Linked DNA regions of Homo sapiens: region 1 is linked to region 2. Evidence: chromatin contacts called from ENCODE Hi-C or POLR2A ChIA-PET data. All regions are on one chromosome and are shown on one strand. The core of a region is the stretch at or near the end of the contact, and the rest is flanking DNA. Distances in the headings are between cores, read along the strand shown.

Region 1 (7,468 bases), core at 4,197-6,696, 210 kb after region 2:
AAAAGCAGACACACTGAGAACAGCAGTAAGAGTATCAAAGTGAAAAAGTAGAAAGAGCTTGGCCTTTTGATAACAATGTTTAGCCACCAAGCCAATCCTAAAGCACCTACTTCCAGACTTCTTGAGAGATACTTTGCTATCTTTATTGCTTAAGCCACTGTTAGTTAAATATTGTTACTTGTAGCTAAAATCATCCCAATAGTCTGTTACTTATAGCTAAATCATCCCAGATCATCCCAATATTCTGTTATTTGTAGTTAAGTCATCCCAGATAAAATTTAACACCTTTATTATTGGTCCATTTCAATAATACCTTGATTTACTGCTTGGTAATTAATTTGTCTGTCCTACCTATTAGTAGTATCTTGGTCCTACTATAGTACTCATACTACCCACCTCCTCCCTAAACTTTTGCCTATTTAACTAAGGTCCTGGCCTCCTGCCTAGTTTCTCCTGACACCCTCTTTAGGGGCTAGGCAAGGCCCCTATATTTCCAGTTATGGCTGGGGATTAGTCTTGGATGAACAGATCTCCCCAGCCCATGACACTGCCTATAGATTGTACCTCCTAATTGAGATGATTGTCTGAATTATACCTGACTTTGCTGCCTTTAAAACATGATTACTTGGAAAGCTGACTGACTTCACAGTGGCTCCATCTCCCCAGCCCTGACCCATCCAGTTTCACTGTTTAATCCTGCATTTCCAGGGTCACATCATAATACACTCTGTCCATCTTGATATCTCTGGTGTCTCTCCTTTTGTTTTTTTGAGACAGGATCTCGCTTTGTCACCCAAGTTGGAGTACAGTGATACAGTCTTGGCTCACTGCAGCCTTAACCTGCTAGGCTCAAGTGATTCTCCTGCCTCGGCCTCCCGAGTAGCCGGGACTACAGGTATGCACCACCATACCTGGTATTTTTTTTGTAGACATGGGGTTTCGCCGTATTGCCCAGGCTAGTCTCAAACTCCTGGGCTCAACTGATCTGTCTTAATATCCAGGCATACTAGACCACTGGCCATTCTTTGACTAGTCTTTTCACTTTTATGCTTTTACTCAACTTCTCATGCTGGTCCTGTAATCAGAAATGCCCTTTCTAGACTCTTATATCTTTACCACTAAATCCTCATGACAATCTTGTGAGGAGGTGCTATTATTCCCATTTTGCCAATGATTAAAAAAAATTAGGTAACTTATTTAGGGTCATACAGAGTGGCAGACTGGGATGCTAATGCAGGTATCTCTTACTTCAAAGCTCATGTCCTTTCATTCCCATGTTTGGCATTTTAGAGATAGATAGTGCCCAACCCAAGACTTGAAGGACTTATTTCCCTCAATGTGTTATAAGCACCCTGTGGGCAGGTCTGATTATTTATTGACCACTAGAGTCAGTGGCGTGCTTGTAAAGGGTTAACAACTGACTCTCCAAGGGGCATGGGGGAGGCCCTGATTTACAGAGGTTTTCTGAGTCCTGTGGAGTAAATACTCCCATCTGTCTGATTCCGAGCTACTAGCATGACGTATGTCACTGAACAAGGGGTAGGGAACAGGTGCGCAGTAGCACACGTTAGAGGGTATTTCCACTACACAGACATCATTCATCTGAGCAGCCTCAAGGGCACAGTTAATAGTAAAATGGGAAATAATTAAGAAATGATGAGTTTGTATCTTTATTAACTTCATTTTAAATCTGATTTATTCAACAGTTATTTTATGTAATTTAATCTTTAATAATCATTACATTTAACAATCAGTTTGCAAATTTCCTAAAAATTTAACAATTAGACTCATAAACTGGTTTGAACTAGCTCCAGCTCACCACTGCTAGAGTCTATTATAATACTTTGCTTTTAGTAGACACGGAATGGTGGTAAGGATGCTAATAAAAAGAACATGATTCTCCACTTATGAGCTTTGAATGCAACTGGTAACCCAGATTTCAATATTCTTTCCTACATCTGAGACTTTCTTAGTTCTATCTCTCACACTTAACAGAAGGCCAAACAAAAAATAGTTGAGGGTGGATACCAAAGAATAGCCAAAGCTCCAACTAAGGACTGTGAATACTGAACTCTGCCCAGGGTCAGGGTGGGGCCCGATGCCTGCTTGCAGTTGAAAACAGTCCTCTACAATTGGGCTTGAGCAAGCCTCTGAGCTATAACTGTCTTTCCTCCTCGCCTCTTCCTGACCACACCCACAACAAGAGAAGCACTGAAGAAAAAGCACCAGTCATAATATTCTATTACATTCCAGAAAGGACAACCTCCCAGGAAGTGGGGAGCCTAGAAAGAAGTAAAACCTAAATTGCATCCTCCCAAAGGAGGCGAAGTCCTGAACTTCAGCTATCTTAACCTTTTGTTATGGGTGCAGTGCTGATCTTAATGGAAACTGGAGTGGGCAGGCACAGCTTAGGGAGAGAGGGACAGCTGGTGAATCAGCTGTGTTGCATTACAGTCAGCACTATCCCTGTCATGGTTCAGGGATTATACCATATATGGACTCAGGCTCAGGACAGGCGAGCCCACTGATTTGCTTCAGGACTCCCCTAGAATTGCATCTTGGGATTAGGTCATCATTACTAGAAAAGGGAGACCCCAGAGAGGTTGTCAGTATGAAGAAATCAGGACCAACTGTGGTCTGGTAAGGCAAAGATGAAAGAAGGAGGGTGCAGCCGAGCTGTGCTTGGGAATGAAGTCCAGAGCCTGAGAAAGCTGTGGGAGTGATTCTGAGAGTGGTTGCAAAGGGAGTGAGGGTTACAGCAGAGGACCGGCCCCCTTCTGCAGACTCCATCCTGCCTCTCACCCGCCTGGGGCTGCAGGAGCTGTATCCTGAGGCAGACTCAGTCCAGTTTAATAGGGATCAAGGGGAATAGCTCCCAAATTTTAAACATGAGAGGCAGTTTCTCTTACTGTGGGTGAGGGTGGCTGTGATGCTGCTGAAGATGCAGAAACCCTACTGGCCAAGTTGGAGACAGTCCAGGCTCTGAGTTATTCTAAGGTCAAGGTGGGTTCACCCAAGCAGAACACAGCTCATTAACCTCCATCCCCCAACTCTCTGTTCAGGCTGGGTGATACAGCCATGTGGGGCTATGGGCATCTAGGGGGAAAGAGAGGAGAGAGGGATGGGGGAGTGATCTGGGAAAGCAGCTTTTAAGAGATGGCCAATAAGTTGTATCTAATTTGTAAAGATTAAACTACTTTTTTTTGGTGTTTGACCAATTTCATTGCTTTAACTTTTTTTTTTGTTTTTAAGGACCAGCTTGAAGTGTTTCAGGACACTTCTCTCTGTGTGTGCCTCTTGATTTTGTTCAGAAGCCCAGTACTATGGAATACTCTATCGCAGTGATAATTAACTACTCGATATGCAAAACACAGACAAATCTCACAAACATAATGTGGAGCAAAAGAAGCCAGAAACAGAAGAGTACTGTGAAATCCCATTTATGTCAAGCTCAAAACCAGGCAAGACCAATCTGTGATGTTAGAAGTCAGGATAGTGGTCCCTTTGTTGGTGGTTGTGGCTGGGAGGGGCTAGAGGGCTCCAGGAGTGCTGGTAATGCACTAATTCTTTGTCTGGGTGCTGTTTACACAATGTGGACATACTGGGCTGTCCATTTATGATCTGTGCACATTTCTGTACGTATGCTGTATTTCAATCAAAAGTCTCAAAAAAAAAAAAAAAAAAGAGAGAGAAAGAGAGAAACCAGAATGTAATCTTGTGAAATAAGTAGTCACAGGAAGTATGAACTATGTGCCAACCAAAATAAGCCTCTGAGGATTGGTGAGGCTGGAGAACAGTATCATAGGGCTAAGAGTCAGAGAACCTGATTTCCAGTCCCACTTCTGTTATTCACTGGCAAAAGGATGCTGGAAACTTAGCTCCCCTCAACTCATAACAGCCAGTGATTAAATGAAGGCCTTCAGGAAAATCTAAAGATGTTCCCCATTCCATGCCTTGCCAGGAAAGGTTAAGGATCCCAGCTGAAGACCAAACACGAAGAAACTTGGATGACTAGTAACAATCTCATGTTTGTATAATGCTTCCCACTCCCAAAGCACTTTCATAATCATTATGCCATTTGATTTTTCATAATAAGATCAGGAACGCAGGCTCTAGGGCCAGACTGGCTGGGTTGGAATCCTAGCTCCATCTGTTGCTAGCTGCTTGACCTTGGGCACATCGTCCCTCTGCCTCAGTTTCCTTATCTGCAAAACAGGGACATGAGGGGATTCAATGAATTTAACATGAAAAACATTTACAATGATGCCTACCACAAAGTTATCATTTGATAAATGTTAGTTAAAACAGGAACAAAAGTCCAGATAGTGTTATCTAGATTTTATAGCTGAAGAAACTGAGGCTCACAGGTTATCACAAGACTAATTCACAGCAGATCCAGAACTGAAACCCAGGCCTTCTGGGTTACAACACTGACTTGTTAGGTTATCTGGAATAATCTAAATGGACTTGTCTATTTTTATGTGATAATAATAATAACAATAATAACAATAACACTACCTTTTACTGAGTACTCACTAAGTGTTTTACATACTATGTCTCATTTAATCCTCATAAGAATCTATGAGGCACGTGTTGTTATCCCCATTTTAAAAAGGGACAAACTGAGGACTAAACATTGAGAAAGCAAACCTGGATCACCCAGCTAGTGACAGGGAAGGCCAGATTCTGAATGCAGGTCTCTGCAAACCCAGGACCTGCGTTTTCAACCACTTACATTCCATAACCTCTGGATAGAAAAAGACCACCATGGTTACTGCTTTATAAACATTTGGGGGTTTCTGGGACAAATTGGGTGATTTTTGTAAGTTCCCCAAGGTCAGAAAGAGCCCTTCTTATCCATCTTTCATCCTTCTCCTGTGCATCAGGTACTGGACCTCCATAGGTGTCCCAGAGGCTCCCATGGAAGGATTTGCAAATCAGGTTCCAAGAGCTTAAAAAGCCAGGCTTAGTAGTGGAGAGGCACCAGATGAACTCTTGATAGCCCAGGCAAGAACTGGGCACCAGCAGCATTACTTGATGGTGTCAAAGAGGTAGAGGACCAAATGCCAGGATGCAGAGGGAGCCATGGTGCCTGGACACAGAGACTTTGCCACAGCTATCAAGTTTGCAAAATGAAAACAAAGGGAGAGATTAATGAGACTCCACCTAGAAGCAGCCACTCCTGGACAGGCTGCCCTTCCTAGATGGCTTCAGATGGCTGCCAGGGAACATCTGCCTGGTTAAGATTTCAAGTGAAGACCTAATCGAAGCAGCCCTTTGGCAGGCTTTGCACTGGCCGGCCTGACTCTGACATACGCTCCGATGCCCACACATGGTTGTGGCTGGCAGCTCAGACAGACACGACTGTTTTGGCTTCTGTCATTTCTTTTTCTTCCTCCAGGCGCTCAAGTTCTTGATCCCAGCTCGCCTGATTAGGGGTCGTCATCAGTCCGCGCACCCTGCCTGTACTTCCTGGGGCCCCCTGGTGGATGATCAAAGGATAAAGGGATAGTTGGAGGCAGGAAAGAGAGAGTTGGGGATGATAGTGCAGTGGACTGTGTGGATCTTTCCCCATAGGCTTCTAAGAAGTCTTTTGTGAATATCTCTCTCGTCCCCCACTGGGTGAATGATTTACTATGACTAAAGGGGCCACACACACAACAGCTCTCACCCTGGAATGGACTTTGAGAGGGAAGCAAAAGGAAGCATTGCCTTCTTTCCTGGACTTCCCTTTGGAGCACCCCACAACTCTCAGGGGATTTAGAAGGTAACACATTTAGAGCTTTCCCAAAAGAATGTGCAGCTGTGGCTTGAGCAAAAGGTGTTTACTCCCACGGAGGTGGGATTTTTATTGCTAGTTTCAACATCAAGTAGGTGTGAAAGTTATATACAAATCCTGACAATCAATACCACCTGAGAAAGGCGAGAAAGAGGGCTGCATGGGCCAATGCTTCACAAACTTAAGGTGCACAGCTTGGAAGCATTGAATTGTGGGGGGTGGGGATCTTGTAAAGTGAAGATTCTGAATGAGTAGGTGTGGGGTATGGCCCACAGTCTGTGTTTCCAACATGCTTCTGCCACAGGAAGACTGCTCTGGACTAAGAAATAGTCCTGTGCATTTCTTAGCACCAACGCTCACCTCCCCCCACCAAAAACATGAAATAAAACAAAACAGGGACATTGCATTTCCTGGAAGTGTCTTACATGACACCAATTAAAACTATCTTTTTTTCTTGCTCATAAATATATTCTTTTTCCTTTTTTTTGAGACGGAGTCTCTCTTTTTTGCCCAGGCTGGAGTGCAGTGGTGTGATCTCAGCTCACTGCAACCTCCGCCTTCCAGGTTCAAGCAATTCTCCTGCCTCAGCCTCCTGAGTAGCTGGGATTACAGGAGTGTGCCACCACACTCGGCTAATTTTTTGTATTTTTAGTAGAGATGGGGTTTCACTATGTTGGCCAGACTGGTCTTGAACTCTTGACCTCAAGTGATCCACCTGCCTCGGCCTCCCAAAGTGCTAAGATTATAGGCGTGAGCCACTGTGTCTAGCCTAGAAATGTATTCTTTTTTTTTTTTTTGAGATGGAGTTTCGCTCTGTCGCCCTGGCTGGAGTGCAGTGGTGCCATCTCGGCTCACTGCAACCTCTGCCTCCTGGGTTCAAGTGATTCTCCTGCCTCAGCCTCCCGAGTAGCTGGGACTACAGGCGTGCACCACTACACCCAGCTAATTTTTGTATTTTTAGTAGAGATGGGGTTTCTCCCAGCTAATTTTTGTATTTTTAGTAAAGATGGAGTTTCACCATGTTGGTTGGCCAGGATGGTCTCGATCTCTTGACCTCGTGATCCACCCGCCTCAGCCTCCCAAAGTGCTGGGATTACAGACATGAGCCACCGCGCCCAGCCAAAACTTATTCTAAAAGGTTTGACTGATGTACATAAAAATCACTGGAAAACATAGTTATAGGTAAATTTTATTATTTCTTTGTGTTTTTCTACATTTCCCAAACTTTCTACAAATGAACCTATATTGTTTTTATTTTTCTCGAAGGCTAAGTTTGAAACATCTTGTGTTGTTTCAAGACCTTTCTTTTCCCCCGGTGCTAGCTAGACCAGAATGGATTGTTTAACATCTCAGGGCAGATGTCTGAACCTTTGCAGGTGTTGGGAGACTCAGAATCTTCTGGTGTTGAGGAGACCAAGCTTGGTCAGGTCGGGACCATGTTGAATCACTGTTTAACACTGAAGGAAGGCCAGGGAAGGCCTGTGAGGGACACGCAGTCTCTGCCTCCTGAGGTCATGCTGATCGCTTGCTGGCCCAAGTCTAATTTATTTTAGTTTCTATGTCTGTGAACAAGGCCAATGTGCATGAATGATGGTCTGGCATCTCGATCCATGTTTACAAATCAATGAGCAGACCACCTAAATCAGTGAACTGTGCATTTTATAGATGAGAAAAGGCAAGTTGGGGGAA
Region 2 (7,394 bases), core at 3,587-6,086:
GTCTCCTACCTATCACCATATACAAAAATTAACTCACAATGGATTAAAGACTTAAATGTATGATATGGTTTGGCTGTGTCCCCACCCAATCTCATCTTGAATTGTAGCTCCTATAATGCCTACGTGTTGTGGGAGGGACCCGTTGGGAGATAATTGGATCATGGGGGCAGTGTCCCCCATACTGTTCTCGTGGTAGTGAATAAGTCTCACAAGATCTCATGGTTTTATTAGGGGAAACCCCTTTCACTTGAGAGGGGGAAACCCCTCTCATTCTCTCTCTACTGGCTGCCATATAAGACATCCCTTTTCTCTTCCATCGTCTTCTGCCATGATTGTGAGGCCTCTCCAGCCATGTGGAACTGTGAGTCAGTTAAACCTCTTTACTTTATAAATTACCTAGTCTCAGGTATGTCTTTGTCAGCAGCATGAAAATAGACTAATACAATGTAAGACCTCAAACTATAAACATCCTTCAAGAAAATCTAGGAAGTACCCTTCTCGACATAGGCCTTGGGGAAGATTTATAACTAAGTCCTCAAAAGCATCTGCAACAAAAACAAAAAATTGACAAGTGAGACCTAATTAAACTAAAGAGCTTCTGCAAAGCAAAAGGAAAACTATTGGCCATGCACCATGGCGTATGTCTGGAATTCTAGCACTTTGGGGGGCAAGGTGGGTAGATTGCCTGAGCCCAGGAGTTTGAGACCAGCCTGGGCAACATGGTGAAACCCCACTCTCTACAAAAAAATACAAAAAATTAGCTGGGCATCTGGTGTGCGCAGGTAGTCCCAGCTACTTGAGAGGCTGAAGTGGGAGGATCACCTGAGCCTGGAAAGGTTGAGGCTACAGTGAGCCATGATCACACCACTGCTCTCCAGTCTAGGTGACAGAGTGAGACCCTGTCTCAAAACAAAAAAGAAACTTTCAACAGAGGAAACAGACAACCTACAGAATGGGAGAAAATATTCATACATTATGCAGGGGTCTAATATCCAGCATCTATAAGGAACTTTAAATCACCAAGCAAAAAACAACTCAATTAAAAAGTGGGCAAAGGAAATGAGCAGACACTTCTCAAAAGAAGACAGACAAGTGGCCAAAAACATATGAAAAAATGCTCAACATCACTAATCATTAGAGAAATGCAAATCAAAACTACAACCAGATACTATCTCACACCAGTCAGAATGGCTATTATTTAAATTAAAAAAAAATAACAGGTGTTGGTGAGGCTGCAGAGGTTAGGGAACGTTTATACAGTGTTGGTGAGAATGTAAATTAATTTCAGCCACTGAAGAAAGCAGTTTGGAGATTTCTCAGAGAACCAAACACAACTACCATTTGACCTAGCAACCACATTACTGGGTATGTACTCAAAGGAAAACAAATTGTTCTACCAAAAAGACACATGTACTCATATGTTCATCACAGCACTATTCAAAAATAGCAAAGATCAACCTAGGAATGAACCTCAGTGCCCATCAACAGTGAATTGAATAAAGAAATTGTGGTATGTACACATAATGGAATACTGTGGAGCTGTAAAACAGAATTTGCAGCAACATTATCTTAAGTGAATTAATGCAGAAACAGAAAACCAAATACCACATGTTTTTACTTATAAGTAAGAGCTAAACATTGGGTATACATGGACATAGAGAAGGGAAAAATAGACACAGGACTACAAGAAGGGAGAAGGAGGGACCGGGGCAAGGTTGAAAAACTACCTGTTGGGTACTATGCTCACTACCTGGATGATGGACTCAGTCATACCGCAAACCTCAGCATCATGCAATATACTCTTGTAACAAACCTGCACATATACCTCCTGAATAGAAAAGAAAAGTTGAAAAATTTTTAAAATGAAGTAATTCTGAGTGATAAACAATCACAACCTTTGTAGATACTACAGGTTAGGCAGGTAGGTAATTGTAATATCATGGAGATGAAAGCTGTAGCTTTGTGATAGTTTACAATTACTGATCTGAACTGAGTAGATTGACTTTTCAAATGAAGCTCTTCTATGGAATAACTAATGATTTTTTTTTTTGAGACGGAGTCTCACTCTGTCACCCAGGCTGCAGTGCAGTGGCACAATCTTGGCTCACTTCTCTGCAACTGATTATTAATTACTACTTCTAATTACAGAAAAGGCCACACTGGGAAGTGGAGCAGGGTCTTCAGGGGTGCCCTTAGGAAAGAGCCCTGATGGGATGTCTTGGGAGAGAAGGCTCTGGATAGTGCTCCTGGGTCACTACAGTGAGCCAGGATTCCTAGTCCATCAGCAGCTCAGAGATGGACAAGCACTATCTTCTCATCTAATACTTCCTTTTCATTCACAGCTGATAGATGTTCTTTCACAAAGACGCAGTCAGTTGGCTGGACTCTTGGGACACGGGTCAGAATTATTGGGGTCTGCCCATACCTTATTGTTGATTTGGTTTAGGGCTTTGAATAGGTCACTTAAATTCAGTGTACCTCAGTTATTCTCACAATCAAGTAACACAAGCTAAAATCTTTGAAAAAATATTTTGAATAACTTCCTTATGCAACCCAATGAATTTCACAATTTAATATAAAGGAAGACACATGTATAGCCAGTTATAGCATAATGCTAAGAGGATGCTATAAACTGAAGTGTCTCCCCAAATTAATATGTTGAAATCCTAACCCCTAATGTAAGGATATTAGGGGGTGGGGCCGTTAGGAGGTGATCACCTAGATCAGGGATCCCCCAACCCCCAGTACCTGTCTGTGGCCTGTTAGGAACTGAGCTGCACAGCAGGAGGTGATCAGTGGGCGAGTAAGCAAAGCTTCATCAGTATTTACAGCCGCTCTGCTTTGCTGGCTTTACTGCCTGAGTTCCTGTCAGATCAGCAGCAGCATTAGATTTTCATAGGCGTGCCAATCCTATTGTGAACTGCACATGCAAAGGATCTAGGTTGTACTCTCCTTATGAAAATCTAATGCCTGATGATCTGTTACTGTCTGCCATCACCCCAGATGGGACCGTCTAGTTGCAGTAAAACAAGCTGAGGGCTCCCAGTGATTCTACATTATGGTGAGTTGTATAATTATTTCCTTATATATTATAATGTAAAAATAATAGAAATAGGCTGGATCCGGTAGCTCATGCCTGTAATCCCAGCGCCTTGGGAAGCCAAGGTGGGCGGGTCACTTGAGGTCAGGAGTTTGAGACCAGCCTGGCCAACATGGCGAAACCCCATCTCTACTAAAAATACAAAAATCAGCTAGGTGTGGTGGTGCATGCCTGTAATCCCAGCTACTTGGGTGGCTGAGGCACAAGAATGGCTTGAGCCTGGGAGGTGGAGGTTGCAGTGAGCTGAGTTGGCATCACTGCACTCCAGCCTGGGCAACAGAGCAAGACCCTGTGTCAGGAAAAAAAAAAAAAAGCAATAAATGTAATGGGTTTGAATCATCATGAAACCATACTCCTCAACCCCCAGCCCCCATACGTGGAAAAATTGTCTTCCATGAAATTGGTCCCTGGTGCTGAAAAGGTTGGGGACCACTGACCTAGATGAATGCCTAGATGAATGGTATTACTGCCTTTATAAAAGAAACTCAGGAGAGCTCCCTTGCCTCTTCTGCCATGTGAGGACATAACAAGAAGACAGTCATGTTTGAACCAGAAGTGGGCCCTCACTGGACACCAAATCTGCTGGTGCCTTCATCTTGGACTTTTGCAGCCTCTAGAAACTGTGAAAAATAGATTTCTGTTGTTTATAAGCCACCTAGTCTTTGATATTTCCTTACAGCACCCTGAATGGACAAAGACAGAGGGCTTAATAAGACATGATGAGTTCTACTTCAGGCTGTCGCTAAGCTTCACAGGGGAGGGGTTATATCTGAGCCTGAATTTGAGAGAGAAGTGGGTTTTGCCAGGCACAGCAGGCTACAATAACATTGGCGATGTCAAGTGTGTGGCTTGTTCAGGCAATCAGGACAGTCTGTTCTGCCTTTTGTATGCAACAAGAATAAAAACGAGTTCTAACAGTGCTCCAGTGTTATTTTACATTATGTTTCTCTGCCTGGCCCCTCCTTTTCCTAAGTCTTTGCTTAGGCATTCTTGGTCATAAAAATGACAAATGGTAGGAGATGATAGACCAAAAACAAGCTGATGGTTAGAAATTCAGCCAGCAATTTAAATATTGGTGCGGATACCTAGCAAGTGGATGAACCACACAAATAAATAAGATCCAACTCAAATGGTGTTTTCTTTTGAAAACCCACATTTTCGTTTTCTTAGATCTCACTGGTTTTTACCTTTAGAAGCAGGCAAAGGATAGTCATTCACTTTGTTTTTGAACAATGATCTATTGACACATTCTGGGGACATCTTTCCTCTGACTGTTTGCTGATAGAAATAAAGCATAGGTAAGCCAGTGTTCCTGTCTCCAGAGGCTTGCAATTCAATAAGCAGAAGAGAGAAGGCTCTCTACACACACAGTAGTGAAGTAATGGGCAAGCCTGATGTTCTCCTTACCAAAATATGTGGAATAGATAGATAAGGGTTGGGGGCGGGGGAGGAATCAAGATGGCCTGGAGAAGGCTTTGTGGTGATTTGGAATTGAACTAAGGCCTTGGAGATATCTAAGGAGAAATGAAGAATAAAGTGACTTGCTTGACTCTTTATAGCAAATAAAATTGCTGGGTCTTAGAACCACCAGGAGAGTGTACTGTTGTCACTGCAGAAGAGTTAATGTTTAATTGCTAGGGAACACAGCTTTCTTTATATGGTGCTCCAAACTCTAGCTCGATTTGTTATCTGATTTTCTGCTGTGGAAAGGGCATTTCCAAGATTGATTTCCTGCCAGTGGAAATGAGCAGCTCTCTTCACGTTCACCCGGGTTGGCCCGGGTCCCAGCTGGTTTGCAGATCAGTGATGAAGCTTCCTGCCGGTGAGAAGCTAGATCTAGTTGAGAGGTTGCCTGACTGAAGCCAAACCACACCTAACGAAGCCGATAGTTACACTCATGTAGAAAGTCCAGGGAGACACCTGTCCCTAGGCTTTAATTAGTGGGAGTTTCAGACAGCAAAGTTTACCTTTACTCAAACAAGAAGCCTCAGAAGAACATGATCTTCACACCTGAACTGTTGATTGCCTGGAGACTGCTCAGTGTGTTCTCCCAGTAAATTGTTCCCAGCTCCTCTGACTTCTCCCACTCGACAGATTAAACACAGATACTATTTATTCCATGTGGCAGATGCATTCTCTGTCTGTAATGATGCATTTTGAAACCAGTACTTTCTCAAGTGAGATTAGCTGAGATGTGGAAAGTATAGGAAGTGACAGAACAGACAGAAATTCTAGCTAGAGGGTTCTAGTTAGATAAAGAGAAAAAGGCACTCAGAGGAAATTTGCTCTGCTCATCTTTCCCAGGGCACAGCAACAAATTAAGGCTGTCTTTTCTTTCTCCTCTTAGGAATATTATAGGGCACCACAGAGGAAAAGATTCATAAGTGGAGAGCTCACTGAGCCCAGAAGGACACATCTTGCTGCCAGATCTGTGGCAAAAAGGTGTACCTTACTTTTTTTTTATAGGCACGGTTCAGCCGTACCACAAACCCACATGGTCAGGAAGTGACTCACGTATTAATGCCGTTTGAGTTTGTGTGCTGTGGGGAAGGTCTTTTGACAATATTGTGTATACTGGCTTTTCCAATCTAAGAGAACATCTTTGCTGCATTAACAGTAGATGTTACATATTTTTTTCCCTTTAAACCCCCCATGACCAATAGCTTACCCTATGGCAAGTATAGTTAGGTTACTCGTAATAATTAATTTGGTATGCTAACTAGTTGAGCTCACAGAAAAATGCAAGTATGGGTGTATTCCTTTATAATGCTGGGGTGTTTCTTGGGGAGGGTCTTAATATTTTACCAACTTAGGTTTTACCAATTTTTGCATATTTATGTCAAATATTCCTATTTGCAGAGTAGTACTAACTTTTGCTTTCCAATTACAAAAGTAGTAAATGTTTGTTGTTAAAAAGTACGATAATGATAGTATTTCCAGAAGAAAAGTAAAATTCCCCACAATCCCTTCATGGCAATAGCTATATTGTTTTGATTATATGCACTTCCATACTTCATCTGTACCATGTTTGTATGATTACAAAAATAGGGCTGGGCGGAACACATACTTTAAATTTGTTTTTTCCTTTACATGTCTTTGACTCATTTATTCATTCAAGAAATCTTTTTTGAGAATGTACAATGTGCTAGTCCATCACTTTTCTAAGTGCAGTGGAGACTACAGTGAAAAACCAATGGAGCTCACATATCATGTGTATCTTTGTATAACAATAAATGTAAATATGCTAGTTATTTTAATAAGTGCATAGTATTCTATTTTATAGATTTATCTTAATTTACACAATCAAATACTCCATTTTTGGATGTCGAAATTCTGTTTGTTAGGTTTTGTTAAATATAGGGAGGAAATATGCACTGACCATTGGTGAATCTGAATCGATGTTCAAATGATCTCTGCTAATAACAGGATTGCACTGGTAGTGCCATTCTTTCAAATATGACTTTACAAATAGTGATATGCTCCTTGGAAGATGTAGCTATAAAGATCAGTATGAGCCCAGAGTTCTCTCACTTAACGACTATGGAGATCCTGAGGCATGTGAGACTGTTTCCAACTCCACCTCTGGCTCAAAGGCTGCTTAAAGCACAGTTCCAGTCCTTATAAATGGACACCAAGTTGTCATTTTGGCTGCTATTCCTTTGCAGCCATTTATAATTATGCAGTGATGTGTGAAGCTGGGCTTCTGTGAATTCTGGAAGCATTTCTTTTGCCTTTGATAGGAATTGCTGCTCATTTGTCCTCTATCCAACAACCAGCAGGTCACTTTCCTACCATCTGTGTGAGTCCCACACACAGTGACATGAAGTGATGTCACAGGATCTGTTTGTTGGTGATTCCAGCATGCTGCTTGATGTTCAGTACAAAGCAAAACATAGCCCAGATGAATTACAGAATTTTACAGTATTAGAGCTTATATAGATTACACCCCCATCTTAAGGACAAGGGCACCAAGGCATAGAGAGGTTGAATAATTTGCTTAAAAATCACTTAGAGCACTTTGGGAGGCCTAGGCGGGCAGATTGCCTGAGCTCAGGAGTTCGAGACCAGCCTGGGCAACACGGTGAAACCCCGTCTCTACTAAAATGCAAAAAAAACTAGCTGGGTGTGGCAGTGTGCGCCCTTAGTCCCAACTACTCGGGAGGCTGAGGCGGGAGAATTGCTTGAACCCAGGAGGCGGAGGTTACAATGAGGCAAGATCGCGCCACTGCATTCCAGCCTGGGTGACAGAGCGAGACTCCATCTCAAAAAAAAAAAAAAAAGTGTCACATAGTGA

Evidence for each region. A loop is a pair of places that touch in the nucleus more often than their neighbours do. ChIA-PET counts read pairs that join two places held with the same protein, here RNA polymerase II (POLR2A). Pooled maps may share reads with other maps.
Region 1: a pooled map shows a loop between it and region 2 (4-fold over the local background). The contact joins two enhancer-like sites. A Hi-C loop is called at or near these places in 2 of 50 pooled maps. POLR2A ChIA-PET finds 5 or more read pairs at or near these places in 3 of 52 experiments (GM10248, HepG2 and activated naive CD4-positive, alpha-beta T cell).

Annotation. Positions count from the first base shown.
Region 1 is chr6:52,592,950-52,600,417 of GRCh38, forward strand. LOC124901330 (a long non-coding RNA gene) reads left to right here and starts at 856. Exons shown (of 2, transcript XR_007059610.1): 1 at 856-895; 2 at 3,253-7,468. Within about 2 kb of position 5,447, at least 10 of the 41 ENCODE cell types and tissues checked have a DNase peak (open chromatin) inside an H3K27ac peak, as active enhancers do.
Region 2 is chr6:52,384,980-52,392,373 of GRCh38, forward strand. The region is part of intron 1 of PAQR8 (progestin and adipoQ receptor family member 8); the gene reads left to right. Among named protein-coding and RNA genes, the nearest start is that of PAQR8, 27 kb to the left of the region's middle. RefSeq lists enhancers at 1,206-1,315, 3,951-6,435, 5,077-5,286. Within about 2 kb of position 4,837, at least 26 of the 41 ENCODE cell types and tissues checked have a DNase peak (open chromatin) inside an H3K27ac peak, as active enhancers do.